Linked DNA regions of Homo sapiens: region 2 is linked to region 1. The links are chromatin loops, found by intact Hi-C in ENCODE. Cell type or tissue: GM12878. All regions are shown on one strand. Each heading gives the region's core, and the rest is flanking DNA. Links, peaks and the distances in the headings are about the cores only. Region 1 overlaps ANKS1B (ankyrin repeat and sterile alpha motif domain containing 1B). Region 2 overlaps ANKS1B (ankyrin repeat and sterile alpha motif domain containing 1B).

The links. Peaks named below come from ENCODE experiments on the same cell type or tissue, not always from the same donor. Only the 100,000 strongest peaks of a DNase experiment are listed, where the experiment ranks them.
Region 2: it touches region 1 in a loop (2.0-fold over the local background); 1 of 110 quality-filtered maps calls a loop at or near these places.

Annotation. Positions count from the first base shown.
Region 1 is chr12:99,378,934-99,384,319 of GRCh38, reverse strand. The region is part of intron 12 of ANKS1B (ankyrin repeat and sterile alpha motif domain containing 1B); the gene reads left to right. Among named protein-coding and RNA genes, the nearest start is that of GARIN6, 270 kb to the left of the region's middle. RefSeq lists a silencer at 2,036-2,135. In GM12878, for the core only: no CTCF peak of the experiment used is centred there; a DNase peak (open chromatin) is centred at 2,119.
Region 2 is chr12:99,434,247-99,439,632 of GRCh38, reverse strand. All of the region lies in intron 11 of ANKS1B (ankyrin repeat and sterile alpha motif domain containing 1B), which reads left to right. Among named protein-coding and RNA genes, the nearest start is that of GARIN6, 210 kb to the left of the region's middle. In GM12878, for the core only: no CTCF peak of the experiment used is centred there; a DNase peak (open chromatin) is centred at 2,822.

The DNA.
Region 1 (5,386 bases), core at 1-5,000:
AAGAGTAGGCTCACCGTGGTTAGGAAACTTGTTTACAGTCACAGAACCAATAAGTTAGTGGAAGAGCCTGGACTAGACCTCTTCCCACTATACTGTAACAAGGATTCCAGGCTTTTTTATTCATGTAATTATTTATTCAGTCAATAAATATTTCTTGAGCTTCTAAGCATCAGACACATTACTATATACAGATAATACAGTGGGGAGCAAACAGACAAAATCTCTGCTCTCTTTGAGCTGAGAGTTCATTAGAAAATGTTGACGTTATACCAGCAATTTCTCTCTTATTTTGAGACAGGGTCTCACTGTGTTGCCCAGGCTGGAATTCAGTGGCACGATTACAGCTCACTGCAGCCTACACTTCCAGGCGCAAGTAACCCCCCAGCTTCAGCCTCTTGAGTAGCTGAGACTACAGGCATGCAACACCATGCCCAGTTACTTCTTTTCTTTTCTTTTTTTTTTTTTTTTTTGTAGAGATGGGGTTTCACCACATTGCCTAGGCTGGTCTTGAACTCCTGGGCTCAAGTGATTTACTTGCCTCAGCCTCCCAAAGTGCTGGCATTACAGGCATGCGCACTGCACTCAGCCTATGCCAGCAATTTCAATGAATCCTAATGACTGTTATGCAAGGACACATTTAGGTGATCTGGGGGAGTGTATGGCAAGAAAGCATTTTTAATCAAGGGCATCGGGGAAGACCTGTAAAGGGAGGTAATATTTTTGTCAAAACCTGAAAAGTGAGCAGGAATTATGTGGTCACAAAGGAGGGAAGACTATTCCAAACAGTGGCAGGTTTGGCAAAGATATAAGTGAGAACATGATATGGTCAAGGAACTGAAACTGATCTGTAAGAGCAAGATCAAAGAATGGTGAGAGGTGACTGCAGAGATTGGCAGGGGCCAGGTTGTAGAGGGCTTCATAAGCCATTTTAAAGAGTCTGGATTTTATTCTACAGGCAACGTCTGCTGCATTTTCATCGCCACATAAATAAGCCTAACCACAGGGTAAATCGGGTCTGAAATGTGGCTCTTTTCTGCTTATCCCATAGTAGGGGCAATTACCTTTTTTTCAAAATTCTCACAGAGGCTCATATAAGCTTGTGTTGGTCTTGGCGGGAAACCATCTAAGGTTTAGGCAACAGAATGATATCTGATTTGTATGTTTCCATGTTCACGCTAGCTGTGCTGTAGCTTTGCCTAAAGGAGGCAACCAGGATGAGTGAAACTAGTTGTTACAGGTAAGTCAGTAGCAGCTTAGATCAGGCTGTATCTCTGGGAAAGGACAGAGGGTAGATGTCTAAGATGTAGAATTTACTAGGCTTTTGATTGACTGTGAAAGCTAGAAGGGAAGTGGGTGGGAGGGGGCAGGGAGGCTGCTTACTCTCCTGGCTTGAGCAGGAAACCTTAGGGGCCTCAGGTATAATATATCTAAGACTTCATGTTGAGCAAAAACTACTGTAGTGATTCCATGATGGGAAGGTATCAAAATCAGTTGGAACAGAGGGCACAATAAAAGCATTTAAAAGTCTTTTGGGGCCAGCAGTCATGACATTACACTTAAAGGGATGGCTTGCTTTTGTGCAAGCTCTCTCTCTCTCTCTCTTTTTTTTTTTTTTTTTTTTTAATACAGAGTCCCACTCTGCAACCCAGGCTGGAGTGCAGTGGTATGATCTCAGGTCACTGCAAACTCCATCTCCCAAGTTCAAGTGATTCTTGTGCCTCAGCCTCTGGAGCAGCTGGGACTACAGGCATGTGCCACTATGAACGGCTAATTTTTGTCTTTTTGGTAGAGACAGGGTTTTGCCATGTTGACTGGTCTCGAATTCCTGGCCTCAAGTGATCTACCCACCTTGGCCTCCCAAAGTGCTGGGATTACACGTGTGAGCCACTGCCCCTCTTTCTTTTTTTCCTTTCCAGAAAAGCTGCATCTCTTTGATATGCTCATTTTACTTCTTAGGACTCTGTCTATTTCCATTTGGCTAAGTTTGTTCTAAAGGGACATTAGTTGTTACCTGACTTCAGTTTTAATTTAAAAGATGTAGGGAGCTGTAATTATGAAAGTGATTGGACATGTGGGCACCTGATTCATCTCCCTGAGTGGCATTATGACTCACCTTCGTTAAAGCAGTTTTGCTTTGCCTGATGCCTTATCGGTTTGAATTTTCTCTACCCTGTGTGTGAACAATAAGATAAGTTTCTCTCATGGGTCATTCACTGCTCTTCATCTCTACTATGAGTCAGATGTTTTGCATTTCAAAACATTATTCTGCCTATAATTTCCCTCTTTGTAAATTATGCAGAAAATTTCTACCAACAACAGATTCTCATTTACTGACTTTTTAGATTTGTATCTGTAAAACATGTTCTAGTTGCTTTGCCATAATTTAGTGAGCAGTTTTGTGGACAACAACAATTAAAATGAGGTACTGTTTTGTTTTATCATCATTGTCTAAACATCAAAGTGTCTCATTAGTTAAGAGCATAATCATCTGTAAGAAAATCCAAATAGTGACAATTAAGCAATGTGAAAGGTCTTCTTCATTCTTTGCTTCTAGTTGCAGTCGGTTTTCCACCTTTCACATTCAATCCCCTGGAAAGAGCTGTCTACACTTCCTGGACTCACTTTTGGATCTCTCAGTCATTCCTGAAAATTACTCCACTCTTGCACTGAAGTCTCAGTTAGGTCACCACAACTGCCTTTTCCTAAATGCAACGGACAAAGTCTTTATTTTACTTGACCAGTCTGCTGCACTTAACCCTTGAAACCCTCTGCATGTGCCCCTCCACTATCCTGGTCTTCCTTCTACCTCTCCAGTCTCCCTTTGTGAGCACCTCCACCTTGGTCTCTTCCTAAAAGGTACTGTTCTTCATGGCCCTAGATGGAATTCTTGTCTCATTCTACACAGTGCGTTGGATGATCTTAGCCACTTATATGGCTTTATTGCCAAATCGCATACTGATAATCCTCAAAGTTTTATCTCCAGCCTAAGCTGGAATTCCAAATCCCTGAATTCATCTTTCTTTTGACCATTCGACTCAGTTGTCCCAAAGGTACTTCAAAGTGAACATGTCTGTATTCGTTTCTTAAGGATGCCACAAAAAGTACCACAAACTGGGTGGCTTGATACAACAGAAATTTATTCTCTCACAAGTCTGGAGCCTAGAAGTCTGAAATCAAGGAGTCAGCAAGACCATGCTCCCTCCAAATGCACTAGGAAAGAATCCTTTCTTGCCTCTTCCAGCTTCCAGGTGTTCCTCCTCTTGTGGCAGCATAATTTCAATCTCTGCCTCTGTTTTCTCATGGCCTTCTTCTCTGGGTCTCTGTATCCTCTCCTCTTCTTATAAGGAGGCCAGTCATTGAATTCGGGGCCCACCTTTGTTAATTGGTTTTGTTTTTATTGTAAATTCATGAACTTCATGGTGACAGAGATTATGATTTCTACTGGAATCTCTAGCACCTATTATGGTGTTAGTAAATGAACTGTTGCCTAACAAATGTTTGTTGTGGAGCATGAGAAAGGAAGGAAGGAAGGAAGGAAGGAAGGAAGGAAGGAAGGAAGGAAGGAGGAAAGGAAACTGATCAACAAGAATTAATCTGAAAATTTGATAAACAAGCCAAAATAAGTTTAGGTGTGGCTAAATGTAATTTTTTTCTAATCAATATATCAACAAAATACATTAAGAATCAGTGAAATCTTAAGCTAATTTTAAATCATCCTTTATATTCCAGCAAAAATCCGTGGTTCCCATGGATTACAATTATGGTTTCCCATTGCCTATTTAACAACTGACTCTTTTTAGCCTTCTTTATTAATTAGAAAAACAAAGTTCCTGCCTTTCTTGATGCCACAGGATGTGATATTGTTTCCTAAATATTTCTAGAACATGTTTCTAAAAACTACAAAATTAAGCAATTAAAAGCATTGTAGCTCAAAAAAGTTTTTTAACTATTTATAACCTAACAAAATATATTTTGTAGGTGTCAGCCTGCAAGAATGAAAAGAAGCACCGTTTGTAATTTCTATGTGCTTACTTTTATAAAAACATTTGAGCAGCTCTACAAATATAGCTGGTGAAAGCTCTGATTGAATATTTAGGCAACCAATAAATTAAAATGGACCAGACATGAAGGGTTGTATCTACTTTGCCTACATTAAGTAATCCTCCCATGAGAGGATCTGTGGTAGACCTCTGAGCTTGTAATTATTGAAAATGCCCTTGGTTCAACTAAATCAGACAAGGTCATATCAATGCCGATGAGAACAAGAGTGGAAGTGCCTCATTTTCCCACAGCATTCATTATGTAGACAAATAAGGATTACTCCAGGGAGTTAACTATATTCTTTGCAAGAAGGCAAGTTCACAAAAGAGACTCTAAGTCTTGATATTTTGCTCTATTTTGCATTAGTGCTATTTGATGGTATGAAATTCATACAACTTTCAGAACACATAATTATAATATTCACTAATTAAACAGAAAAAGTCAATCAAATTAGATACAGCTAGGAAAATGTCTTAGCATAACCCAGTAGATCTGCCTAGATTTATTGTCATTAAATTATCGTAAGTAGACACTAGGATTCACAACTTAGTGTTTATTATTCTTCATCTATTTTTAGTTTATTTTGACAAGTGGCAGAAGATTCTAGCTTTACTATGTTGTACTTGTGTAATCACTTCCAAAGTCTTCTGTAGCAATTTTCTTCACTCAACAAGATTCATTTTTGAACTCCCAGTAATTTGAGAGGAGTTAAAAGTTTCCTTCCTTTCAGCAATAAAAGTCATCATTGTCAATTAGATTTTTGTAGGTAAATTATCTCTATAATTATTAAGAACTTTTCTAAATGTTTTGCATATTCTCACTAATTTAATTCTCACAACAACCCTAGGTAAGTACTATTGTCATGTCTGATTTACAAATGGGGGATGAAAGCACAGAGCATATAACTGACTTGCCTTCATTGATAGAACTAGAGGTGAGTGGAGCCATGATTTGATTCCATCCATTCTGATTCAGGGCTTGCACTTTGACCAACACATTATTCTGCCTCTCAATTATCTCTTTATATCACATTTGTGATATACTTTAGAAAGTACATACCACTTTCGCTTATTAAAATTATTAATCCACATACACTAGATCTTTTATTTTGTAATTCTTAGTCTGTAAATAGACCTCGAGAAGCAAACCTTTTATTTCTCTAATTAAGTTAGGTCCTTTTGCAGTTGAGTCTCCTTAAGTCAGTTTCCTTAAGCAAAGCATTCAAGTACTGTTCCTCTTGGTGCCTCCCACATATCCATCATGTAAAGGCCAGACGCATAGGTTAACCACAATAGATGCTTCCATTACAAATGGATGGAAGAGTATAGGTACATAGAAGTCACTG
Region 2 (5,386 bases), core at 218-5,217, 55 kb before region 1:
AGCCATTCTTCTGGGTGTGAAATGATTTCTCATTATGGTTTTAATTTGCATTTTTTCTGGTGACTAATGATCATGACTACCTTTTTCTGTGGTTATTGCCAATTCTTAGATCTTCTTTTGTGAAGTATCTGCTCACCTCTTTTTTTTAGGGGTGTTCAGCTTTGTGATTGTTTATTTGTAGTAATTCTTTATAAATTCTTCTGTAACCCCACAAGATATGGGTCCTTTCTCAGGTGTATGCACTCTAAATATTTTCTCCTACTCTGTGATTTGCCTAAACATTTTCTCAAGTGCCTTTTGATGAGCAGAATATTTTAATTTTTATGTCAGATGTATCATTTTATTCTTCTATGGTTAGTGTTTTTGTGACTTGTCCCAGGTTGTAAATATATGCTCCCACTTTTTTCTAGAAGTTTTCTCGTTCTGGTTTTTATATTTAGGTCGATAATCCATCTCAGATTGCTTTGTGTATGGTGTGAGGTGGGGGTCAAGATTTAATTTTTGCTACAAGGAAAAAAATTGTTATTTACTGAGTTAATAATTTAGTATTATTTATTGCTTTCATATTTTAATTGTTTGTTGTTGGCATGTAGAAATGCAGTTGAGTTTTATATTACCATTTTAATTTTATTTAAATGCTAGAGTACTTGTTTGCTTTTTTAAAAAATAACTTCCATAGGATTCTTTTATGTCATCTTATAATAATGATAGTTTGACTTTTTTTTCTAATATTTGTGCCTTTTATTTCTTTTTCTTATTGCTGTGACTATAGTAAAATGATGCAATGAAGTGGTAAAACCAAGAATTATTGCCTTGTTCCCTATCTTTGGGGAAAGCAGACAATGTTACAGTGTTTCAACATTAACTACAATGTAGGCTATCAGTTTATTGCGTGTACTCTTGGTTCTGTTGATATGGCAGATTACATTGTTTTACTTTGGATGCTAATATAAGTAACACTTGGCTATAATGTTTTATACATTTTATGTAGTCTTTGGTGCAAGAGACACTTTGGATAAAGAATTAGCAGTAGATAGATGGATTAGGTCTAAGGGAGCCAAAGATGACTAATGATTTGAGCCTTGTTGATTGGGACTTTGGAATGCTACTAATAAGGATAGGAAAGAATTGAACAGATGTTTATTTTGATGAGGGAGAAGATGACATGATAAGTTTGGTTTTGTAGATTTACTGAACATGAAGCATGATATACAAATTGGAAATATTGGTATGGGGTTCTGGAGAGAGTTGAGGGCTTAAGGTAAAGATTTTATTCTCATTCGTAAAATTCAATGATGAAGAGAGATAGTACCAAAGACAGAATTCTGATAAATGTTTACACTAAAGGAGGATAATTATATTTTTGGAGTACCTAATATAATTTAATGTTCATGATTCTTTTTGGAATGGATATTTTCATTTTATAGGTGAGGAAGTTGAGAACCAGGAACTTAAGTGATTTCCTCACATGTACTTTAGAAAGAAGTCTTTAGCAAAAAAGAGAGAGAGAATCATTGAGAAAAATAAAAGAAGAAAGACAACTCTTACTGTGGATATAAAGAAAAAAAATTTTAAAGTGATTAGTCAACATTGTCAAAACTTCCAGGAAGATAGAGGAGAAGAGAGACCAAAATGTCACTTTATTTGGCAATTATGAGGGCAGAGACCTTCAAGAATGCAATTTCCTTCAGGTGAAGAATGTAGAAGCTTAAGATGAAAGGAATTGAAGAGTGGGAAAAGATACCCTGATTGTAGACTAATCTTTTTAGTAGTTTGATGGTAAAAGGAAATAAGGCAGTATGACAGCATGTTAAAGGATGAGCAGAGGTGGGGAAACAGTTTCTGGTTGCAGAGAATGAGAAAGAAGAGCCTAAAAGTTGACTGAAGAGACATGAATGATAGGGACTCAATTGTTAAATATTTTGTTAGGAGGTGTGTATACATCTAATTAATTCCAAAGTTCAAACAAACTAACATTAGCAGTTGACAGAGCACTGGATTCCTGGTCTGTGCTCTGGGTGGTGGTTTTAGCTAGATGGGTTTTTACACTCCTTTCCCTGTTTCATGATAGAAATCAAGTCTAAAATAGAAGGGGGCTCTTGAGAAGTGACCACGGGCAGAAAAAGAGGCTATTTTGGCACAATACCACAGACAAGTCATCTAAATGGGCTCAATATTGAACAGAGATTTTTAGCATAATGAGCATAAGAATATCCTAAGAAGTCAATCTGGAAAATTTGAAATTCTGTACTATCATCTGAATATTTGTGTTTTCCCCAAATTTCTATGTTGAATTCAAATCCCCAATGTAATAGTATTAAAAAGTGGGGCCTTTAGGAGAGGATTAGGTCAGATGGCAGAGCTCTCATGAATGGGATTAGTTCACTTATAAAAGAGGCCCATGGGAACTTGTTCACCCTTGCAACACATGAGGACACAGCAAGAACTCGGCAATCTGCAATCTGAAAGAGGACCTTCACCAGAACCCAACCAAGGTGGAAACCTGATCTTGGACTTCTCAACCTCCAGAACTGGGAGAGACCCCATAACTTTTTGGTATTTGTTAATAGCAGCCGGAAAAGACATTCCAATTGGCTTTAGATGTTCCTAGTACCATCCAAACCTCACCACTAACCCAAAACCTCATCCTAAATGGAATTCAATAGAATGAAATAACACCAGGCTGCATTCTTTTGCAGCTAAGGAGGGACCATAGCAAAAAGAAGCAAAGAGGCTGTAGAGGTAAAGAAAATAAGGAGAAAGGTCAAAGGCTCAGAGCTCTCAAGACACTAAAGGAGATGATTGGAGGAAAGATGAGTCATTTCTGAACACCTACTCATAATGGACCATGTTTAGATCAGGTACCTACTCAACCTGAAAGAAACATTTTGAATATTCTTCTGGACCTGTGTATGATTAATGAGCTAACAATAAAGCAGTTTAATAATAAGCCATAGCACCTCTCCCTGCCATTATTAACAGTTTAGAACTGGGGTTACAAAAAATTCTTGCCAAATCCAGAATAACATTTTTCTGGGCACTGTGGGGTTATAGAATACATATGCTAAATTTTAAAATTAGAAATGAGAGTGGGTATGTAAAAAACAGAGGCATATAACTTGGAAAGAGTACAGAATATTGTATTGGGTTGCAGCAAAAAATAGATAAGGAATAAAAAGAACTTCAAGGAGATAGTCTTTAAAAATATTTTTATTATTGAGTATTGAGTATTTTATTCCCATGATTGAGTATGTGTTTCATTTGTTTCTCACAAAAATTCTATCAGGTAGGTATATTTTTCCTTATTTTACTGATTGGGCCTGAGGCCACTGACTTACTGGAAGATCTCTGATTTCCTAACTTCAGTAGTTTTTCCATTAATGCTAATTAGCTCATTAGGTAGAAAATAATCGAGGTGGAATACTGATATTCTAGAAGGGTGAAGCTTCAGGAGAGAATAATAGTTTTGAAAAAGGAGGAAGAACAGAAACATAGATGGCAGTAGTATGTAGTCTGAAGGAAAGAGCCAAAGAAGACTGTATTCAGTAATTTCCAGACTTGCAACAAAAGCTGAGTGAGAAGAGAAGGCTAAAAACAGAAAGATAGACGTAATAGAAAATAATATTAAGTAAAACAAAGAGCGATTTGGAAAGGAAAAAAAATGAGAAAGAAGGCAACAGGACCCAACAGTCAACGTTGACAAATATGAATTTTTGAAGTAGTTTTGGACAAATATGAATTTCCTGGGAAGCTTTTTAAAAAAATACCTGAGTTCCACCCCTGACCAATTAAATCAGTCTGTCTGAGGGCAAATATTTTTAACCTGGTGTTCTTGGATAGGCTATGGGTGGTCTACACAATTCCTGGAATTATGTGCAAAATTTTGCTTGTAGGTGCCTCTTTAAAAGGAATTTAGTTCCAACCTTTCTTCTGTCACATGCACTCTGTATTACCCTTCTCACCCTCAGTTTTTCAGCAAAGTGAGAATGGTATTTGCCTTGCCTGCTTCTCAGGGGTGTAGTCAGACTCAAACCAGATAAAAGGTGCCATGGTGCTGTGTACATTGTAAAGCCCTGTAGTGGCCCAACTTGTTATTATAATGGTGATTAGATCATGTTTGCCTACAATTGAAATAAGACCTCTGAGAAGTAATGTTCTAACTCTCTGTGTCATCCCCAAGTAGCTCTGATCATGGCAACTGTGGATTTTAGAAAATGTATTTGGGAACCTTTTAAAGTTCCCTAAATCATTGGAACCTACTTAAGAAGATGTTGGCTACATATGGGGTGATACTCACCTTCAAGCATCTCATTCTTTAGATGCCTCTGCTTAAGTGAGCCACAGGAAGTATAAACTCCTGGAATTTGGGATATGGGAGGAGTCAGTGAGGATAAATGGCACAGTACAGGGTCAGGCTGACCTAATACAGGGGAGGGAAAAGCCGGAATCCAGAAAACAACCACTGTACATTGTATCTTCCATTGATGATTAAAATCACCTTCAATCCATATAGTGGTCATGCCAATTATATGCCAGTGGAATATTATTCATCCTCATTTCTATTCATTTGATGAAATTCCAGGTGAGTTTATCCTACAGGAATATGGAGAATTTTTGTTATTTGGCACTTTCTACAAGTAAAAAAATTTTTTCATCTTTTTTCCTAAACATGAAATGTAATTTTTTATACTTTGTGCCCACATTGCCAGTAATAGCAAGACTGTATTAATATTGTGTTTTCCTTTTGTGTTATTCAGGGGTTTTTCTCCCACATGCATAAAATTCTCAGTGGGTGTCATTGTTTGGCTCAGCTTTTTCCCCTAGAGCATGTCTAGACAGCCTGAATGAGAAAGCATAGATGCACATGTACCCCTGGCACCTAAAATAAAAATAGAAGAAGAGAAACAAAAGAAAATTGAGTTTAGACATTAACTTGAAGTTTTGGAAGAGATGCAAATGAATCATTATAAAGATGAGGAAATATTGATTAAATAGACATTTAATATAAAAGTATTTTCAAATCACATGAGTGGCTAAGAATAGATGTGCTATAAGAATAATGAAAATAAATGTGGTTATTAAAATGGTAATAAATAAATAAAAATATGTTCAAGGATGTTCATTATTGAAATATTTATTGGAAACCTTAATGCCTATTAGTAAGGATAACTTGTTAAATAAGCCATAGTATGTTCATCAAAAATGAAATACATCCTTTGTAGATATATATGTATTGGTCTGTAAAGCTGGTTAAATTTATTGTGTAATTAAATAAAAGAATGCATAGAAAGAAAAAATATTCTGGGAAAAAATTTCCTTGCAAAATAAAATGATCAGAAAGTAGAGTTGGCATTATTGCTTTAAATATCTTAAATGGCAGACTAGA